2 separate regions of the Homo sapiens genome follow, and region 1 is linked to region 2. Evidence: read pairs that join two places in POLR2A ChIA-PET (ENCODE). Cell type or tissue: Panc1. All regions are shown on one strand. Links, peaks and the distances in the headings refer to the core of each region. The heading gives the core; the rest is flanking DNA.

Region 1 (11,534 bases), core at 3,679-6,178, 130 kb after region 2:
CAAAGGTGCCAAGAACACTCACTGGGGAAAGGATATTCTCTTCAATAAATAGTTCTGGAAAGACTGGATGTTCGTATGCGGAAGAATGAAACTAGACCTCCCACCTCTCACATTATACGAAAATCAACTCAAAATGGATAAAAGATTGAAGTGTTAGACCCAAAACAATAAAACTACTAGAAGAAAACGTACGGGAAACACTTTACGGCATTGGTCTGGGAAAAGATTTATGAATAAGACCTCAAAAGCACAGGCAACAAAAGCAAAAATTTTTAAATGGGATTATCTTCTACACAGCAAAGGAAACAATCAACAGAATGAAAAGACAACCTACATAATGGGAGAAAATATTTACAAACTACTCGTTCCACAGGGGATTAATATCCAGAATATACAAGGAACTCAAACATCTCAGCAGAAAAAAAAATCTGATCAAAAATAGGCAAATGATCTGAACAGACATTTCTCAAAAGAAGACATACAAATGGCCAACAAATATATGAAAAAATGCTCAACATTACTAATCATCAGGGAAATGCAAATCAAAACCACAATGAGGTATCATCTCACTCCAGTTAGACTGGCTATTATCAAAAAGACAAAAATGACAATGGCTGGTGAGGATGAGGAGAAAAGGGAACGCTTATATACTGCTGGGTTTTTTGTTTGTTTGTTTTTTGAGGATCCCCCATACCGTTCTCCATAGTGGCTGTATAAATTTACATTCCCACCAACAGTGTATAAGAGGAATGTAAATTAATACAGCCACTATGGAGAACGGTATGGGGGTTCCTCGAAAAACAAAAAAACAAACAAAAAACAACTACAAAGAGAACTACTGGTAGTCAGTCTAAAAATCCCACTACTGAGCATTTATCCAAAAGCAAGGAAATCCGTATTTTGAAGAAGTAGCTGCATCCTTATGTTTATTGCACTTTTCACAATAGCCATGATATGGAATCAACTTAGGTGTCCAGCAACAGATGAATGGATAAAGAAAATGTGGTATATATCTACAAAAGGGAATACTATTCAGCCATAAAAAGAATGATATCTTGTCATTTGCAGCAACATAGAACTGGAAGACATGTTAAATGAAATAGGCCAGGAATAGAAAATTAAACACTACATGTTCTCACTCATATGTAGAAGCTAAAAAAAAAAGGTGATTTCATAGACGAAAAAAGTAGAACAGAGAATCCTAGAGGCTGGTAAGGGTAGGAGGAAGGGAGAGACAGGGAGAGATTTGTTAAAGAATACAGAATCACAGATAGAGAGGAGGAATAAGTTCCAGTGTTCTATACCACTGTAGAATATTTAACAATAATGTATAGTTTCAAATAGCTAGAAAGAGGATATTGAATGTTCCCAACACCAAGAAATAATAAATGTTTGAGATGATGAATATGCTAATTATCCTGACTTGATCACTATACATTATATGTATGAAAACACTATGTACTCCATGAATATGTAGTTATTATGTGTCATATTTTAAAAATTAAATTTTTAAAAAAGAATGAACCATAGGACTTTTGAGTGCCTTTAACTTCTGAGTGTGTATCAGGCAGCAGGACTGCACTCGATGCTGGAGTTCGGCGATGGCTAAAGCACAGCTCCTGACCACCAGGGGCTCCCAGTGCAGTGATCCCATTCCAACATCAAGACTTATTCCAAATTGAATTCTAACCATGAGCTATGATGTCATGAGGTCCTACTGTATTTAAACGTGGTTTTTAGACAAAGTCATTCTATTTTGGAAAAAAATTAAATTACAATCTCCTAAGTAAACAAAGCAGAGAGTGCACAGAGAAATAGAAGCCAATGAATGCTTTCTTGAGCTCTGGGGTGTTTGATGCAAGATAACCCTTCATCATTTAGAAGACATTTCTTCTTGCTTATAGGGAAGTGATGGAAGGTGCCCAGGAAGAGAGGTAAAGGAATGACAATGAAGGCTACTCTATCCAGCATTCATCTCTTGGGTTGAGCTGTGAGCTCCATGAGAACTCAGATGAAATGACTTTGCACCGTCACAGGAACTTGTCAGGGAAGCTCACCATTGTCTCTGATGTTAACAACTGTTGATCCAAGCCTGCCCAGTTTCCTACCTCCAGTCTTCCCTGGCCCTCCTCTGAAGATGGAAACTAAGCCAACAGGCTCAGAACTTCCTATCCTCTCTTCCTATCTCCAAGGAAATAGCAGCTCACAGCAGAAGAGTGCAGGGGGAGAGGGAACAGTTATTTCTCAAGCCATTAATACAGTTCTTCTTACACGACTCTGCCTCCTGGCCCACAGTGATGGACCCATGGTTGGGAATGGACCACACAGTGGGCCAGCTGTAAAGCCTGGGTAAGGGATGGACATCTGACCCAAGTAGGGACAGTGCAGTACGTGCTTGGAATTGATGACCTAGGGACCAAAGAGTAGTGCTCATTGTCTCTTTGTGGCGGGGTTAGCAGCTCTGAAGTCATCGGGATGGCGTTTCCCACCAGATAGAGGAAGCTGGCCTGTAGCTGAAGGACTGACACCCACACCCAGAGCTGCAGAGAGAGGGGGGCGTAACAGCAGCATGCCAGATCCATTTCCAGCTCTTCTGAGGTGCAGCCACACCTTGACCTTCCTGCAGTCCTCTTAGCCTTCCAAATACATTTTCCTTTGAGTGTAAATGAGTTTAAGGTAGGTATTGACATTTATAACCAAAAAATATATACACACTAATTGTTATACCCCTTTATGTGTTTTGGTTTGTTTTGAGACGGAGTCTTGTTCTGTTGCCCAGGCTGGAGGGCAGTGGCGCAAACTCAGCTCACTGCAACCTCTGCCTCCTGGGTTCAAGTGATTCTCCTGCCTTAGCCTCCCAAGTAGCTGGGATTACAGGTGCCCGCCACCACATCTGGCTAATTTTTATCTTTTTGGTAGAGATGGGGTTTCACCATGTTGGCCAGGCTGGTCTCAAACTCCTGACCTCAAGTGATCTGCTCACCTTGGCCTCCCAAAGTGCTAGGATTACAGGCATGAGCCACCATACCCAGACCCCCAAAAGTTATTTTTTTCTGATTATAAAAATGATGCTTATTTTAAAAACTTTTCAAACAATATTGAAAGTATCATATATAAAGTAAAAATTACTACCCTCCCACCCACCAGACATAGCCATTGCCAGCTAATATTTTTCCAGGCATTTTTTTCTTTTGAAAGATAGATAAATAATTTTAAAAGAGTACATGCTATAACACACCATTTCATTTAAAAATATGTTTTACCTGGGCACAGTGACTTATCCTTGTAATCCCAGGACTTTGGGAGGCCAAGGTAGATGGATCACTTGAGGTCAGGAGTTCAAGACCAGCCTGGCCAACATGGTAAAACCCTGTCTCTACTAAAAATACAAAAAATTAGCTGGGCATGGTGGTGCACACCTGTAGTCCCAGCTACTCAGGAGGCTGAGGCAGAAGAATCGCTTGAAGCCAGGAGGCAGAGGTTGCAGTAAGCTGAGGTCACGTTTCATTCTTTCACTCCAGCAATGAATATTCACTGAGAATATATTATGTGCCAGCTACTCTACTAGGTTTTGGGGAAACGTGGATAAGTTTTGGTTTCTATCCTAAGGATGAAGGAGAAACTAGTGTCTATTGAACTCTCACTCTGTGCCAAGCACTGTAAAGGATTCTTTATCTCATTTATTCTCTATTAAAAAACAAGAACAACCCTGTGCAGTAGATAGTATTATCTCTTGATATAAGTGAGGAAAAAGAAGATCAGAAAGCTTGAGTAGCTTGTCCAAGATCATATAGTTAGTAAGTACAAAGCTGGGATTTGAACCCAGGTCTGTCTGATTTCTTTATGTCACACACAGTTTACGAAGAGAGATGTGAAAATGAATAACAAAAGCCAAGTCATACGTGCTTTATAAAATCTGAACAAAGGGATTTATTTAGGCCCATCAGCCATGATGATCAGAGAGGCCGACTTCAGACAAGTCTTTTCTCTGTAGCAGGCAGCTTCTTAATGGTCCAGGATAAAGAGACAAAACCAAACATGAAATGATTTGCCCTGACTCTTCACAGCACCAGGAGGCCCTCGATAAGCCAGAATATTTGCTGACCAGGAAGCTAGAGAAGAGTAGGAGGGTGTTTCTAAACAGCTACAGGGAAGCCAAAGCCAGCAAAGATAGGAATAGCATTTGAGGAGCAGGCAGAGCCATATGGAAAGAAGAGATTGGAGGAAAAGGACAAACTGTTGGGAGGTCTTAGGGCTCAGGCTGGTGGGACTGACACCTTGAATGGCCTTGCACCATGAACAGGTGATGTGCCAACATAGGCCAACCTGTAGGGTGAGTGTGCATCTCATTGGAGGCCAGGTTGGGAGGAGCCTGGAAGCATTGCTTACCAGGCACTGGGCTGCAGCAGCTGATGAAGCTTGGGTGGGCTGAGTTAGTCTGCTGAGGGGTTTAGATTTGCCTGGACAAGATTCATGGAGTTGACCAGGCAGCATCCCATGAAGTCAGTCCAGGAAGAACGTCCCCAAATTGACAGCCCTCAGCTCTTTCTTTCCCCATCTAAGAGAGAACCTGAAGTGTGGAGCATGCACTTGCTGAGGGTTCACTGGGAAATGGCCACGCCCATGGGGGCTGGTCCTTTCCTTGCTTGTACTTGTTCCTTATGTTATAGCTGAACATCCCCCCTCCCCAGTGTAGGGATCATGGCAGAGGGCAGCGACTTGCCAACTTATTTTAATCCTTTTTTTTTTTTAACAAACAAAATCTTATATACTAAAATTTTTAATACATAAGGCAAGTAAGACTGTAGCTGCTGTCATCTGAGTGATCAGGGAAGCCAGTATCCTCTTCCTCTCTGAGGATGTTCTGTTGGGTACACAGTTTAAAAATCACTGACATAGGACCAGGTGTGGTGGCTCGTGCTTGTAATCCCAACACTTTGGGAGGCCGAGGTAGGAGGATCACTTGAGGCCAGGAGTTCGAGACCAACCTGGCCAACACAGTGAAACCCCATCTCACTAAAAATAGAAAAAATTAGCTAGGCATGATGGCACATGCCTATAATCCCAGCTACTTGGGAGGCTGAGGCATGAGAATCACTTGAACCTGGGAGGCAGAGGTTGCAGTGAGCCGAGATCGCACCACTGCACTCCAGCCTAGGCGATAGAGTGAGACTCCGTCTCAAAAAAGAAAAAAGAAAAACCACTGACATCACTAGAAGAGCCCAGAATTTAAAGTTAGAACACTCAGGTTCTAATCCCAGCTCTGCCATGGAAAAAGAGTGTGGCTTTCAAGAAGTCATTTAGCCTCTCAGACTATTTTTCATCTGTGAAATGAAGATAATTCTTGTCTGCTTCAGATGTGGTTGTGAACATCAAGCACAACCATGTGGGGGAAAGCAGCTGTAAAATGCCATATAAATGTGAAATATTCCTTTCCTTGGCTTTTCCACGTTTGCATAGCTCCATGACTTCTCCACATCCAGGGGCTAGGGGACAAAGCCATACCATTTGGGACCAAACAGTATGATCTACTCGCTTTTCTGATGTCCAAAAAGAGATGGTCATTTGAAGGTATATTTCTTTGGGTTTTTCTCCTCCTCCATGCTGTTATTCTTGGATTGCCCTTTTCACTTTTCTCTGCCAGTCAGACCCATTCTGTATCTCAGTCCACCACATGCAGAGACCCAAATCTGCTGCCCACAAGAGCACTCACCCGGGTCGCAGTCTCTTCCACACAGGTGCTCCTTGTGTGCTAGCCGATTGTCGTTTAGATTTTATAACTCTCTGGAAAATCCATCTTAGCAGAGAATAACAAGGTCATTTCCTCTACTTCTCCAAGAATACCCCAGGTCCATACAAAAGAAAAGCACCAACTCTCTTCTCTGGGTTGCATCAGGGAAACTTATTTCTAGTGGTTCTCCTATTGTTCAATGCTTTATGTTGCAGCATTATACGTGGAAAAAATATCCGAGAGACTGACAGTGTATTCACCCCAGATCCTTCCTCTTGAGGCCAGAGGTGTTAGGAATGAAGATGGTATTGGTGCGGAAAGTGGTTTAATGCTGGGGTTCAACAGAGAGGACCATGTCAATTCCTCACGGTCCTGGGCAGACTTAAATAACGGGCTTAATGTGGAGGTGGTTTTGTACACTCTGGTGCCTGTGCTGTTCCTAGCTTTTCCACCAGCAGTCCACACTGCTGAGGGTTGCCTTCTATAGTAGTCCCCTCTTAGCCTCAGTTGCACTTTCTATGGTTTCAGTTACCCACGGTCAACCATGGTCTGAAAATAGGTGAATATGATACAATTAGATGTTTTGAGACAGAAAGAGCCCCCATTCATGTGACTCATTACAGCATAGCATTATAATTGTTCTATTTTATTATCAGTTATTGTTGTTAATCTCTTACTGTGTCTAATTTGTAAATTAAACTTTATCACAGGCATATATAGGGAGAAACAGTATATATAGGGTTTGATACTACCCAAGGTTTCAGGCATCTACTGGGGATCTTGGATGTCATACAATACAGTAGTCCCCCTTTGAATAAAGTGAAGACTACTTAAATAAGGGGAGACTACTGTATTGCACAACACTAAGAGTGGGAAACTGACGAAAGTGGCATAAGTTGTATCTCCACGTTCCCAGCTATATATAGTTACCACCTATATACCAAAGGCATGTGGGTGTAGGTATTGTGTTAAATGGGATAGACTTTGATTTCTGGGTTAGGATCTCAATTGGTGTTATTGTGATATCTACTAGTAGAATGGCTTCAGGCCTGTGACATCAATAGTCCCCACCTTAAGAGAGAACCAGTGGGCTCACCTGAAGGGCCAGTGGTTTCAATGACCCACTGTGGGCAGAGCAGGAATTGGACTTCATTTGATTGATTGATTGATTGAGAAAGGGGTCTTGCTCTGTTGACCAGTTGACCAGGCTGGTTTTGAACTCTTGGCCTCAAGTTATCCTCCTGCCTCAGCCTCCCAAAGTGCTGGGATTACAGGTGTGAACCACTGTGCCTGGCCAGGAATTGGACTTCAAATGGGGGCAAACCAATCTGCCACATATCCTACAGACTAATAGAGCTTAATTTAGTGGCTGCTTACTCAGAAGGGATTTACTTCTTCTTTTCCCATCTGTTTGGATGTTTCCTATAGGTTCAGAGTCCATCTGACTTTAGTGGAGCCATGGAGACTCTTGCTGGAACTGTGCAGCCCATCTTTGCATTTTCTTTTGAGTGGCATCGTCCAGTGAAGAGGAAGAATAAATGAGGTGAAAGGAGAGAGGCCACTAGCAGGGAACTCTAGCTCTGATTTCCTGGCAGCAAAATCTGCTCCTCTTGCCAGAGGGGCACTTGGGGCTTTACTGTTTGGCCTCTTCCCACTGCTCATATCTGTTTCTTGATATTCCTCCAAAATGTACCAGTCCTTCTAAGACCAGACATCAGGACTCTGAGTTCTTCCAGGGAGTGACATAGAAAGAGAGGCTTCTTTTTCTCTCCTATTCTCTTCATTCCTGCAACCCAACCCTGTATCTTTCCATCGTGCCAAGGAAGCATCACACACACTGCTCCATAGTCCCTACTCCATAGTCCTCACAGGCAGGGCCTCCTGTCCTCCCATCTGCCTGGCATCACCCAGTACACAGGTCCCAGTGGCGCGTCCTGATGCCTGGGCTCACCAGCTTTCAAGTAGGAGACCAGAGAACTCACTGGGAAGTGGGTGTAAAATATGTTTAGTGCCCACATTAACATTTCATTCTGGTTATGCACCATCAAGGGGCCAGAGAGCAGATGGGATAATTAAAATCTCAAGACAATTGGTTTTAACTTCCTTCCCCATTAGACCTTTCACCAGTGCAATTAATTTCCCTATTTTTCTCCTTTTATTTTCTTTAATCAACCTCTGTTTAGGGAGCTAATGAGCCATGACAAGAACAAAAGGCCAGCAGCCAAGAGGAGGGGGAAATAGGAGCTGGCAGACCAGACCGGACTGCGGCTCCTGAGCTGGTTGTTTCCCTTCTCAAAGGCGCAAGTAAGGTGTCGCTGTCCTTTACTCCGCTCAAAACTTTAGGCCTCCTCTGCGAGGCTGCTCCCCTCCATGGCACCCACCCACAGGGCAGAAATGCAGAAAGCAAGGCTTTGCCTCTAGGGTGGGAGGGGAGGGAGGAGCTGGTTCCCAAGGGAACAAGGAATCCCGTTTGAGAGACTAGGATGTTCTCAGCCTCAGAACTGGCTTGCGAGCTGGCCAAACATGCAAATACCCACAGGTGCAGCATGTAAAAGAGAAGTGGCCTTGGGTGAGGCTGCAGGGGCAGCTGGCCGCACATTTTGCATATGCTCCTAGGAAGCTAAAGTTAGGCTCTGGTTTACCCCAGGTGTAGGGGCCACATTTAGCTATTCCTCACCACTGAGCAAGGGGCTTGCTGCATTATTTGGCTAGGGCAGGGTCTGGCTTGCCCTCTGAGTCCTGAATTGGGTCCCGGGCCATTGCTGTATTTGGGTAAGGTTAGGGTAATCACAACTACTCTTTCCCTTCCCCCAACCAAGTCTGAACATCATCGATTTAACACCTAAGATGGACTTGAAGGATTGTCTCCATCCCAGAGCTAAGACATCACCAGGATTCCATACTAGCAGACCCCAATCTGGTTTGCTCATGGACTTCGCCTGTACCATTTCTCCTAACCAGTCTTCTACAGCATCACTTGCTCTGCTTGGCACCCTGCCAGCCTCTGACCCCTAGATGGGCCTTCCTTTTTGTGGCCCAGCCTCATCCCCATACCCGATGCTCTGCTTCTCTGGCCTCCCATTTTTCTCTCTTCTTTGGCCACAGTTTGAATTCCTATTCCGATGAGCTACCTTGAGCCACGTGGCTCACTCCTAGGACCTCATCCAGTTCCCCATGTGTGCAGGACCCAGGAGTCTGGAGGAGGGAGCGGCCTCAAAGACCAGAGGAGGGGGAGGGTGTCGATCAGAGACTGGCACGGGGAGAGGAGGTGTAGGCTGTTGGTGCTGAGGGGATGCCTGCACCCCTCAGGTCTTGTTTCTTCCTCCACCAGCTGCCCCCTCCTCCCAGAAGTGGGATCTGAGCCACCCCAGGGTCCAGGCCAGGAACAAGGGCCCTGTTTGCCACACTCCAGGGCATCTGTGTTGTGCTAAAGGCATGGTGCCCTCTTTTTTCTTTTATAAAGAGTTCAGGATGTGCCCTGAGGAGGAGGGATGGGGAGGGAATGGTGGTGGTCAGAGGATGTGAAGCATCCACTTAGGGTCAGAAATTGCCATGTGTCAGTGGGTGTCAGGGGCAGGTGAAGTCTTTAGTGGTCTCTGAGACCTTGTACTAGTGGGGTGAGAGGGGAGGATGGAGTAGGGAGAGATCAGACCCCCTATCCCATCTTCACCTTGGGCAGCCACCCAGTCAGTGAGGAAGAGCGCATTCCTTTTTTTGGTCCTGGAGCTTAAGGGCTGTTCTCTTGTTGGTAGAAAGCTATAGATTCTAATGCTTCCAAATCAGAGACAGAGGCTGGCTGTGACTGGATTCTGGTCACTAGAATCACAGCGAGGAAGGCTGAAGCCTGTGACGGGGAAGTGTCTAGGAAATCATTGCCCGTAATCCTCCCTGGGCTATTTTTTTTTACATGGTGGTTTTTCCTAGTTCATTGACAGTGATGACCGGTTCCCTACAGAGCTGGCCACCTTGCTGAGTGCACTGGATGGCACACAGTGACAACAAATGACACAGAAGCCTCTCTTCTCGAGGACTCGAGGAGTTAAATATCTGATGGAGAAGAGAAGACAGGACCCAGGCACAAGCAGCGCAATCTGTATGAACAAATACAAGAATCACATACTCCACAGTCCCATGAGCCACGGGGATAGATAGCAAAGGGTTCCCCAGCAGCCCTGGCAGGCAGGTAGACAGCCACAGCTATGCGGGCCCTTAGGTCAGCCCTCTCAGATGATCTGAAACCACTTCAGTCTGTCTGAAGCTCTCATGAACATTTCCTGTTAAGTATTGTTTTCAATAATTTATTCTGGAGGAGATGTTGGCTCCCCTGGGAATCACTTTGCAGCACATCCCCTCCAGAGACCAGCTACAGACATCAGGCGCCAGGATAGAAGAGTCGCTCTGTGTAGACGGTGGACCAGGAATAAGGTTGCCTCAAAAAAATAATAGCTGACATCCGCCCCACCCTCCACTCTTCAATCAAGCCAGTCAGGCAATGAACCTTTTCACACCTGAGGGATTATTTTTGCTTTTGTCTGATTCTGCTGTGTTAAAGGAAACAAGTGTTGAGAAAGGTAAGTTGTAAAAGAAAACTGCTGCCTTTCCCTGATTAACTGGGAACTGACATAGAGGAGATTTTCTTCTTAGGGAAGTCGAAGTGGGAGAACAGAATCGGGGGTTCTGTTCCCTGGTTAGCTCTTTGTTCTGGGGGGCTGTCCTATGCATTGCAGGATGTTTAGCAGCACCCTGGCCTCTGTGACTATGCACTTCCTCTGCTTGTGACCATTGACAGTGTCTCCTGATGCTGCCCAAAATCTCCCTGTGGGCAGTATCACCTGTAGCTGAGAGTCACTGCCACAGATTAAAGAGGATGGAGTCCCAGGCAGCACCAGGGATGCCCCCGGCCGCCTGCTTTGGAAAGGGCTCAACTCCCTAAAATAGAAACAAACCCCAGAAGTGTCTGTAGGTCACAGAATTCAGCATGGCTGAAATTTGAGTGATGTGCACTGCTTTCTCAAGAAAAAAAAAAAAAAGGATGATTTCCAGTGTTAACATAAACCACTTTTATAAAGATTGTTAGTTGGATGTACACAAACATAAAATTGGGTATACAACCCTTGTAAGTTTTCTACAACTATAAAATCAAAATAAGTTCATGATTTGACAAATCAAATATAAAACCAATAAAACTCAAGGTAACATTAATTGAATGAGACAGATAGTGTGATTTTGTGGAGTCAAATTGCCCCTTGCTTGGTAACTCAAGCACCGAGTCGGTTCTCTGAGCTGGGCACGCCTTACACCTGCATTGTCTCATGACTTAAATCTCACGTGGCATCGTCTCTTCAAACTCCTATGGAAACACTGGTTGTGGGCCTTCTGTGAGCTCACTTGGCAAGTACATACTCTACTAAGGCCACTTGCGTTTTCTTCTGATTGGCAATTAACAGTTGACAACTGGCAATTAAAATAGCGCATCTAGGTTGCATTGTGATTGTGAACACTGAGCAAGGCTGGCACTGTACACTCAAACGTGGACATAGGGAGGACCCCAAATATGCTTATATTCTTTAGATTCTTGTCCAAATGAAAAGAATTTTATATTTTAAAAATGACAAACTTCCAACAGATGACTCTTAGTAATATATTAGGAGACTCTCAGAGGAGCAGATCCAGTCTGGGCCTCTACAGATGAGAAACCAAGCCTAGAGAATTGCCTGGGGAAAGAGATGTGGAGGAGCAGAGCTGGCTGGGAAGCAGCCCTTGCCTGGGAGCTGATGCTCCTTCCTTTCCTCTGGCTGTCCTT
Region 2 (11,534 bases), core at 5,891-8,390:
ATTAATTTTAAAGATAGTTTTAGTAGGGCCGGCACAGTGGCTCAGGCCTGTAATCCCAGCACTTTGGTAGGCCAAGGCTGGCGGATCACGAGGTCAGGAGATCGAGACCATCCTGGGTAACACGGTGAAACCCTGTCTCTACTAAAAATACCAAAAAAATTAAAAAATTAACTGGGCGTGGTGGGGGGGCGCCTGTAGTCCCAGTTACTCAGGAGGCTGAGGCAGGAGAATCGCTTGAACCTGTAAGGCGGAGCTTGCAGTGAGCCAAGATCATGCCACTGCACTCCAGCCTAGGCGACAGAGCAAGACTCCGTCTCATAAAAAAAAAAAAAAATAGTTTTAGTAATGACTTGTTTATCTGACAGTATTAGGAAAGGGGGCAGTAAAGGATTAGATATAATTAGATATTCTAAATAACTGAGATTTTCATCTTGAAGTACTAGAAACAATTTAAACCACTTTTATTTATTTTTCCTGAAATATCACCAACTCCGTCTTAAACTAATAAAACACAGCACAGTTGTCTTGGTATCCACAGGAACTTCCGGGATACCCAAATCTGTGGATGTTCAAGTCCCTGATATAAAATGGCAGAGTAGGTCACGCATGTAATCCCAGCACTTTGGGAGGCCGAGGTGGGTGGATCACGAGGTCAAGAGATCAAGACCATCCTGGCCAACATGGTGAAACTCCATCTCTACTAAAAATACAAAAATTAGCTGGGCGTGGTGGCGGGCACCTGTAGTCCCAGCTACTGGGGAGGCTGAGACAGGAGAATCGCTTGAACCCAGGAGGCAGAGGTTGCAGTGAGCTGAGATCGCACCACTGCACTCCAGCCTGGCAACAGAGCGAGACTCCGTCTCAAAAAAATAAATAAATAAAATGGCAGAGTATTTGCACATCACCTATGCACATCCTCCCCTATATTTCAAATCATCTTTAGATTACTTATAATCTCTGATACAATGTAAATGCTATGTAAATAGTTCTTAAACCATATTTTTAAATTTATATCATTTTTTATTGTTGCATTGTTATTTTTAATTTTTTTCCCTAATATTTTCCATCTATGGATGTGGAACCCATTGACATGGAAGGCCAACTATATAGCTGAACCTATTTCTGATAGCCTAGAGGTACCTCAGGAACAGGTAAAGTTAAAAAACAAAAGCTATAGTACCAAGATATCCTCAGGAGCCAACAAGTACTGTACTTAGTACTCTTCACCATACACTAAGTAATCACAGCCTTCTATGTTCCTGCACTCTTCTGAGTCTAATGGATTTGGTGGCCCTCATAATTGATCTTTCTGCTGTGCCTTCTTGTTGCTGCCCCTGCTGCTACAGGTTAGCTCTGCACACACATTTCACACACATACACCTCCCCTTGAATTGTCTTATCATGTTAGAGTGGGCTGGGGAAACTAACCAATGTTTAAAAATGCATATAAGGCTGGGCACGGTGGCTTACGCCTGTAATCCCAGCACTTTGGGAGGCCAAGGTGGGCAGATCACCTGAGGTCAGGAGTTCGAGACCAGCCTGGCTAACATGATGAAACCCTGTCTTTACTAAAAATACAAAAAATTAGCTGGGCAAGGTGATGGGTGCCTGTAATCCCAACTACTCGGGAGGCTGATGCGGGAGAATCAGTTGAACCCTAGAGGCGGAGGTTGCAGTGAGCTGAAATCTTGCCACTGCACTCTAGCCTGGGCAACAAGAGCAAAACTCTGTCTCAAAATAAATAAATAAATAAATAAATAAATAAATAAGCATATAAAATAAGAAAAGGCTAAAACAACTCTGATATTTTGGGGGCATTTACTTAGTGTAAAGACCTTTCACTTGCTTTGATATTTTCCTCTATATTTTGGATCATTACATTTACCAGGCAACTTTTTTTCCAGATAAGTGAATTATTATTGTATTCTACTTCCTTTATAATATTTTTAAGCATTATTCTTTATATTTAATGATAGGAAAGGATTTTGGTTGAGTGTTCATCTCTATAGTTTTCTTTTTATATATCCTGCATGTTAAAATAGGTTAGAAATTTTTTAAAAAAACAGGAATTCATAAAGGCATACCAATAATTAATTGATAAAACAAATGGAGAAAAAGGAAATACTCTTGCTTATGGTAGAGTGTTGAGAGATTGTTGAAGTTAGAAAATCATCATTTTGCAACCAGTTAGGGCAAAGATTGGGTAAGGCAAAAACCATCTTATATCTAAACATAGGAAGAAATGTTGATGAGGAACAAGATATTTGCATGATCTTAGAGTATTTTTCCATAGACTTCTTATTAGTTGCAAGGAAATGAGTAATTATACACTGGATAAATTGGACAAAACCCTCACCAGGTGATCAAAATTAACATCACAATTGAGGGACAGACGGACATCATTTGCCTCCAGATGTGATTCCCCGAAGACATAGCATATAATGAGGAAATGAGGAATCTAATGAGGAAATACCAGACAAATTCCAAGTGAGCAACGTTTTGTTTTGTTTTTTAAAAGAGGTAAGGGGTGCTGTATCCTTCAAAGATGTCACTGTCATAAAAGACAAAGGCTGTGAAAATATTCCAGCTGAAGAGCCATGACAACTAAATGTAATATGAGATACTAGACTAGATTCTTTCCTGGAGGAGGAAAAAAATGCTATATTGGACATTATTCAGTTAATTGGAAAACTGATGGTAGATTGATCAGATAAAAATATTTCATCAATGTTAAAGTCACTGAAATTGGTAACTGTGCTGTGGTTATGTCTCTATTCTTAGACAATATATACTAAAGTATTTCAGAATAAAGGGCCAGGACATAGGTATGGTTCTGAAAAAACACACACACACACACACATATATAGTGAGAGAGAAAACAGAAATGATAAAAAGGTAAAATGTTAATAATAGGCGACTCTGGGTAAAGAGTAGATATTATTTGCAGTCTTTCTATAATTTTGAAATTAGTTCAAAATAGAACGGTTTATTTAAGGTTACAATTTTAAAGAAGCAAGAGCAGCAGAAGTAAGCAATTCATAGACTATAACATCAGAGTAATTTTAAATAACCACCTTACTGCAAGATCCCTTATGCTTTCTGAAGTTGTTGACTGCCTCCATGAAATTGTCTCACCTTTCAGGTTAAAATTAGAGACAAGATGTCTTATAATTGAAGAGGCATCTTATTCACCTTTTCATTTTATAAATGAGGGAACTGAGACTCAGAGATTCAAGAGACTTGCTCAAAGTCCCTTAACCAGTTATGACAGAGGACAATCTTGATTCTACTTCTATCTCTACAACTGCTAAGCTGCTACTGCCAGTTTCTATCACTGTCTCTCTTCTCTCCTTCCTGACTCTGAGTTTCCTAATAGCTTTGTATTGTCTTCTTTCTATGATTATACAAGGAACCCATATGCGGCCTTACTCTTTGAACTATCACTGCTCCACTAGTAATTCTTACCCAGGCTTCTGTAGCACATCTCTCATTGCCCCCATGATGTCTACATTAGGACATTTCATCATCAGTTCAACCTCTGTAGGTTCAAACTGAAAAACAAATAGAAGAAAAAATTGTAACGGCTAAGAAAATCTATTCAACCTTACCAATAATCAAAGAAATGCACATTAAAACAAGATTTGTTTTGCCTAATAGCTTGCCCAATTAATAAGATTTGTAATATTTTGTTCTAGCAAGGATGTGGCCCACAGACTCTTTCATACCCTGGGTGTGTAAATAAGCATATCTCTTTCATGTACAATTTGCCAAAGTCAATGAAAAACATAAATGTACATAGACTTTGATCCAGCAATTTCACACATAGGTATTTGTCTTAAAAAAAATACTGTGATGCTGTTCAAAGAGATATACAAGACTGTTCATTAAGCATTGTAATAGCAAAAATTAGAATAATATATGTCCATCAATAGGTGAGTCAGTAAATACAAAATCACAGTATGTTTTTACAATGAAAAGATAGCTCTATATGAACCAATATTGGAAAAAAAAGTTGAAGAGAAATATGCATACTATGATTTCATTTCCTTTTATGTACATAGAAATCAGCCTAGAAAGCTATACAACAGATTATCACAAGATAATAGAATTGGGGGACGGAGAAGAGAACTTTCATTTTCTACTTATATATTTCCATTGTTTGTTGTTGTTGGAGGGTTTTTTTGCTAGAAGCATGTATACCTTCTATAAAAACAACAAAGGTGTTGCTTTCTTTTTAAACTGAAAATATTTAATTCCTTAATCAACATCCCCTGCAACATCACTGTTTCCATTATTTCTTTTCTCTCTCAGGCTTTAAAATGACCTTTAACTCTTTTTCTCTCCTTCGTCATGTATCCATTTAGTCCTGACTCTTGTAAAAAATTTTATTGCAATTATTAGCCCCAACCACATATGTAGAAAGGTAATTCTAACTGATCTCTTAGATTTAGCTACTCCCCACCCCCTTCTTTTCACACACCTTTTCCTACACCACTATCTTCATTGTGTCACATGTCTTCTTCATCCTCCTCACTTCCCAATTCAAAAATCCCTAGCTGTTGCTTTTTGATTTAGTAAGGTGATATCTAGGGACTACCATTGCCCCAGTCTCCCCTACTAATTCACTTCATCACCACTCTACACACTAGCCAAACCATTCTTTTATGTATTCAATAAGCAAACACTTATTCTCTGATCACCAAATACTCCCCTACTCCTATCATTTCATTGCAGTACACCTTTTCCCTACCCTTTCTCTCTGTCTGTTCTAACAGTTTCTTTAGGATCTGACTTAAGACCCACCTCTACTCCTTCCTAGAGGATGTGCTGATTGATATGTCTATTTCACACTGACGTCTCCCTTCTCCAAATTCCTGTTGAGGTTTTCATTGGCATCCTGTCTCACTTTGGCAATTTATTATATAATGCCTTACAGTTTTGTCAAAGTGTGAACTTCTCATATCCCCCAACAGACTGTAAATTCCTGGAGAGCACGATCCCTGATTTTTTCCCTGGATTCATTTTTGCTGAGCATTTATAATAGACAGACAATGCATTAAATGCCTCACCTATGTCACCTTATTTAGTTCTCACAACAATCTTGAAAGGTAGATATTTTTGCTACATTTTGGTAGTGGGACAAGGTTAAATGACTTGTCCAAGGTCATGCTGCTAGGAAATGGCAAAGTGAGTTATCAGATCCAAGCAGACCGATTCATAGTCTCCATGCTCTATTGCCTCCCTATAAAACTGCGTTTCCCATGTATTTGTCAGTTAACAACACAATGTCACAGATGTCAATGAGGCTTGAAAGATACTTATTGAATATAATATGCTTTGTGCTATCAATCAGCAATCCAACATGTGCTACTCGGTACACGTCTAATACAGGTTTAGTATTTTCTATTATTTAGTCCTGTTATAGAAACTTATTCAAGAGCTCCGCAGAGTAAAACTAGTTTCAAAATCTTAACACTTTTAGAATAATGGGAAAGTTAAATTGGAAAAAAAAATGGCATTAGGTTCAATTCCTCATTTTGTCCACCCAAGTGTATTAAAAATATATGTTTCAGGAGATAATTTTCTACCATAATAGCACAGTAATAAAGTTGGTTATCACATTACAGATGGGAAAGGCTTACTGCATAACCACTGAGTCTACTTTCCTGGAGAGATGCAATTCTATCTGTGGTTTCACATTCCAGAAAGAAAGATTCTTACTCCTTCTGGAAATTAGTAACATAAGCATTTTAAAGTACTTATGTTAGATCAACCAGTACATTTTATATAATTTTTACTACATTTAATTGAGACCACTCAGCAAGAGAGACTTTCTTAATTATGATATAAACCAACATATACAGGCTTGATATTCATTGTTGAGTGCTGGCAATTGTATTTGTCACTAAAAGGCACTATAACAGAGTAGTTATTAATTAAGATTGTCAGACTTGAGAAAGTATAAGTGGTAATAAAATTAGTTACAAATTGACTTTCAAACTACGACTCTAGTTAGAAAACATGACTTCAAAAATGAAAACAGCCGGATATGTTAGTCATTTTTCAAAAAATTGGTAGGAATGTACTGATATGTATTACACTATAAATGTTAACAGCATACACATTGAACCTAAAATAAAATCACTTCAAAACTAATGAATGGGCTTTAGGGCTGAGTTACATCTAAATATAAATACTCACGAAGACTTACTTATACTTTTGTTCCTATCAATGTTATTAATTTTGAAATATACCCACAACAGAGGCAGTGCTTCTGGCAGATAAAGCCAAATTTACTGACCACCTTCTATACTTGGTAAATTGAATATACATGTTTATCTGTGCTACCTCCCCAAATTTCCCTAAAATTATAACAAAGAACAAAAAGAATGGAAGAGATGCTAACAAATGATAAATTTTGGAAGATAGTGAAAAAGACAAATAGTAATTGAGTTAGCTAAGCAGAGAAAAATGAAATCAACTGCCTGTAGAGGTGAAAGGCAAAAATAAGCCAGCTGATTTGCACCGCAGAACTTTGGAAATTTTAGGAATTGGAGACACCAGATACTAAGGAAAATGGGGATGAGAAATGCCTCTAAAAACAAGATTGGATAAAAGTCTGTAAAAAGAACAGTTGCAGCCTCTGTCCTACCTCAAGCTACCACGCCACCCCCACCCTAAAGGGAGAATGCACTTTTGCTCTGTGGAGATTTAAACCGGAGAGATTGAGGAGAGGTATCTGACTCTTAATTATGAGCAAGCAGTGCAGCACCACCAAACATTTTAGGAAAGTCTCTAACATGATAGGCAGAGAGCATCTCCCAGTCCCAACCAACACCCACCCCCTCACCAGCCCCCAACATACCTGTCCCCTCCAGAAAACAAATGGCAGGAACAGGGAGAATTTTTTTTAAGTTTAATTAATATCTGTGGAAAGATACAACATTGCGTTCATTAACATTGCATTCAAATAAGGCTATGATGCTATGAAAAAGTTACAATCAAGAACAGAAAAAGGCTCTTACAAATTACAAATATAATAGCTAACATAAAGATATTAACAGGAAGTTGGAAGGTAAATTGAAGTTTCCCAGAGAGTAAAAGACTCTAGCCCAGGCGTGGTGGCTCAAAGCCTCTAATCCCAGCACTTTGGGAGGCCTAGGTAGGAGGACTGCTTGAGCCCAGGAGTTCGAGACCAGCGTGGGCAACAAAGTGAGAAGCTGTCTCTACAAAAAAATACAAAGAGTAGCCAGGTGTGGTCATGTGTGCTAGTGGTCCCAGCCACTTGGGAGACCAAAGTGAGAGGATCACGTGAGCCTGGGAGGTTGAGGCTGCGGTGAGCTATGACCATACCACTGCATTCCAGCCTGGGCCACAGAGTGAGACCTTGTCTCTAAAAAACAAACAAACAAAAAAACTCTAGACCTAACCATATTTTAACTCTACACTGAGCTAAGAATGTAGGCAAATCAGTGCTTTATAAATTGCTAATGGGAAAGAAATTGGTAAAATTTCTCCTGAGGACAGTTTGGCAATTTCTCTCAAAATTAAAAATGTTACAAATTCCATTTCCAGGAATTTTATCCTACAGATAAAGTCACTTGTGTTTAGAAAGAGGTATACGCAAAGATAGTAATAGTAAAAGACTAAATATACTAAATGTCATCAGTAGGAGACTGTTCAAAAAATTACATTACACCCATACACTGGAATGCTGTGCAGCCATTTTAAAAATGAGGTTGCTCTAAATGACCCACATGGAATGATTTCTATGGCATACTGGAAAAAGCAAGATATGGAACTTTGTGTTTAAATACAGAGAGCACATTTCTAGAAGAATACACCAGAATTGACAATGATGATTACCTCCGATAAGGGGAACTGAGGGCTGGGGTATGGGTAAGAGGGAGACTAAGTTTTCAATGTGTGCCCTTTTGTATCTTTTTAATTTTGTATCTATTTTTTAAAACTATTTTTAATCTATAGAGTTAATGCTTCCATTTATCTTCATTAAAATTTATTCATCTCTAATCAAAATAAAGTTTGTAACTCTCATCTGATTTATTCCTAAATCCTTTACGATCTTTTGGTTCAAGTGCCCAAAATAAGACCCTGAACTATAATAAACAATACCCTTGAATTGAACATGGCATCTTATTATAATCAATTAAGGTATACCGTCCTCTTTTTGGTTTTTAATTATATGGCAATACTGATAACTGGTGATCCTATATTTTATCATAGTCATTGTGCATGTACCTCTTTTCCTACACTTCTACCATGACCTACAGCCTCTAGTAAAATGGTGGCCCTGAGTGACTGTGAACCTGTACACATCCCTCCCCTGACCTGCAAAGGTGATGGAGGACCTAGGCCAAGCTCAATCTTCCTGCTTCCCCCAGGAATTTGGAAAAGGGTCACTGAGAAACAGTCAGTTAGCCTTGGAAGCCAAACCACAAAGTTATGTAATGCTTGATTAATGGCAGAAAAGACACAAGTAAGCAGAGAAAGGAAGCCAGTCTCCAACGAGAGGTACAAGGCTGATGGGGGACAGAAACCACATGAGAGATGATTCCTGTCTTTCCAATTCCAGACCCATTGGCCTTTTTTTGCTTGTATATCCTGGTGCTTGTCTGCTGTCTGTTTCTTAAGCTGGTGCGAGTAGTTTTCTATTCCTTGTGCCAAACCATTTCCTTTCTCCCTCCCTCCCTCCCTTCCCTCCTCCCTCCCTTCCTTCCTCCCTTCCTTCTCTCTCTCTCCCTCCCTCCTTCCCTTCCTCCCCCCTCTTTCTCTTTCTTTCTTTCTTTCCCTTCCTTCCTTCCTTCCTTCCTTCTTCCTTCCTTCCTTCCTTCCTTCCTTCTTCCTTCCTTCCTTCCTGCCTTTCTTTTCTTTCTTTCAAATGAGGTCTTGCTCTGTTGCCCAGGCTGGAGTGCAGTGGCATGATCATGGCTCACTGTGGCCTTGACCTGCTGGGCTCAGGTGATCCTCCCGCCTCAGTCTCCTGAGTAGCTGGGGCTACAGACGTGCACCACCACACCCAGCTAATTATGATACAGAGTCCTTTTTTCTTTCTCTCTTTCTTTTTCTTTCTCTTTTTTTCTCTTTCTCTCTCTTTCTTTCTCTTTCTTTTTCCTCCTTCTTTCCTTCCCTCCCTCCCTTTCCCCCTTCCATCATTCCTTCCTTCCTCCCTTCCTGCCTTCCTTCTTTCTCTATCCCCTCTCCTTCCCCCCCTCCCCTTTCCCTCTCTTTCTTCCTTTCTTTCTTTCTTTCTTTCTTTCTTTCTTTCTTTCTTTCTTTCTTTCTTTCTCTTTCTTTCTTTTCTTCTTTCTTTCATTCTTTCTTTTTCTTTCTTTCAAATGGGGTATTGCTCTGTTGCTCAGGCTGGAGTGCAGTGGCATGATCATGGCTCACTGCGGCCTTGCCCTCCTGGGCTGAGGTGATCCTCCCACCTCAGTCTCCTGAGTAGCTTTTCTTTTCTTTCTTTCTTTCTTTCTTTCTTTCTTTCTTTCTTTCTTTCTTTCTTTCTTTCTTTCTTTTCTTTCTTTCTTTCAAATGGGGTCTTGCTCTGTTGCTCAGGCTGGAGTGCAGTGGCATGATCATGGCTCACTGCGGCCTTGCCCTCCTGGGCTGAGGTGATCCTCCCACCTCAGACTCCTGAGTATCTGGGGCTACAGAAACGCACCACCACACCCAGCTAATTAAAAAAAATTTTTTTTTGTACAGAAGGGTGTCACTGTGTTGCCCAGGCTGATCTTGAAATCCTGGGCTCAAGCAATCCTCCTACCTTGGCTTCCCAAAGGGCTGAGATATAGACTATTTTCCAGCCTCCTTATTAAAGACTGGTCTTTTATTTATTAATACTTCTCACTATTTATCCCAGTAGAAATAACATTATAATGGGAGCAGGGTGATGTGGAAGTTAGTCCCTGTTCTCCCAGTGAACCACAATAAACAACTCAACCTTCCTTTCTATATCCAGTTTCTTTTACTTTAAAATTAGGATGAGAATATTTGCCTTATCTTCTTTATAACTTTAGCCTGAGGATTAAATAATATTACAAAAGCAAAGATAAATTTGAAAAGTGTTTTAAGGCTGGGTGCGGTGGCTCACGCCTGTAATCCCAGCACTTTGGGAGGCTGAGGCAGGCACATCACTTGAGGTCGGGAGTTCAAGACCAGCCAGGTCAACACGATGAAACCCCATCTTTACTAAAAATACAAAAATTAGCCGGTCATGGTGGCAGGCACCTGTAATCCCAGCTACCTGGGAGGCTGAGGCAGAAGAATTTTTTGAGCCTGGGAGGTGGAGGTTGCAGTGAGCTGAGATCATACCATCGCACTGCAGCCTGAACGACAAAGCTAGACTCTGTCTCAAAAACAAAACAAACAAAAAAAAAGTTTTAAAATTTCAGGTATTATAAGTAGTATTATGGTTATGTGTCATAATGTCAATTTCAGAGCACTTCCTGAAATCACTGAAGTTAATTTGAGTGTTTGGTGTTCACTTGAAGTTGTGAGACCTGCAGGGTCTTAGTCGTCTCCATTTTCTTTCCTTTGTTTCCAAATTGCTGACCCGGATCAAAACACCAATGTGCAGGCTGGGCTGTGTTTGCCTACTTCCAGATTTGTCCCTCAACACTATCTTTCAGACACCTTCCAATTCTCCGCTTCCCCAACCCCTGGCTAGCCTTGTCCTACCCATGTCCAGGTCAGGCTCCTGGAAAATGAAGCGGGCCCACCTTGCCTGGAAAGGGAATTCACACAAACTTACCTGGGTAGCACTTAATCAACACACCCCATTCTCTCCTGAGTTGTTCAAATGATAAACCCACGTCAGGCTCCAAACTCGCATTGTAAAATCTCATTCTCCTGCCACATCTCTGCAATATCTTAAGAGAGACAGCCAGCTCATGGTATCAGAACAATTAATCATCTTCAACATCTATCCCCCTTCAGGAAGGACAAAGCTCCATCCCATTCTTCTTACAAACATATGCTGTCTTCTGACTTCTTTTCCTTGGATATTTATTTCAATTTGATATTACCTGAATACATCTATTTTCCATTATGCAGGGCACCAGTATGATTTTCTCAGGTTTCATACAACCCCCTAGCGACAGCCAAATGGATGCTTAAGCTACAAATGAGTTAGGTTTCAAATGAGGTATGAATCCTATTCAATTAACTGTATAAAATTTGTTATATAACCAGCAAACAGAAGTTTAAGTCTAAAAATAGTATTCAAGATCTAGGACAAGAGGTGGAGACAAAAAGTCAGGAAGAATATGAAATCCTCAGGAAAAGAAATAATTCAACTACTAGGTTAGTATTTGTTTTCTACAGAAAAACTTCCAACATAACCCATGCTATAGTGGGATTTAGAACATACTGATAAGAAACTAAGTTTCCTCCTTGAATGTCATCAGGAAGAAACTAAAAGTGTAAACTTGGAAATTGTAACATGTTAAAAATCTCTCTTCACATGAAAAAAAGAATGTGTTATAATAGAAAAAATATAAAAAGAGGAGTCTGGA

Evidence for each region. Peaks named below come from ENCODE experiments on the same cell type or tissue, not always from the same donor. Only the 100,000 strongest peaks of a DNase experiment are listed, where the experiment ranks them.
Region 1: POLR2A ChIA-PET joins it to region 2 with 11 read pairs; 6 of 35 experiments call an interaction of 5 or more read pairs at or near these places.

The regions. Positions count from the first base shown.
Region 1 is chr1:178,578,261-178,589,794 of GRCh38, reverse strand. It overlaps LOC105371632 (a long non-coding RNA gene), which reads left to right and starts at 3,935. Exons shown (of 4, transcript XR_922315.3): 1 at 3,935-11,534. RefSeq lists an enhancer at 8,482-8,531. In Panc1, for the core only: no CTCF peak of the experiment used is centred there; no DNase peak of the experiment used is centred there.
Region 2 is chr1:178,710,451-178,721,984 of GRCh38, reverse strand. No RefSeq gene overlaps it. Among named protein-coding and RNA genes, the nearest start is that of RALGPS2, 9.0 kb to the left of the region's middle. In Panc1, for the core only: no CTCF peak of the experiment used is centred there; no DNase peak of the experiment used is centred there.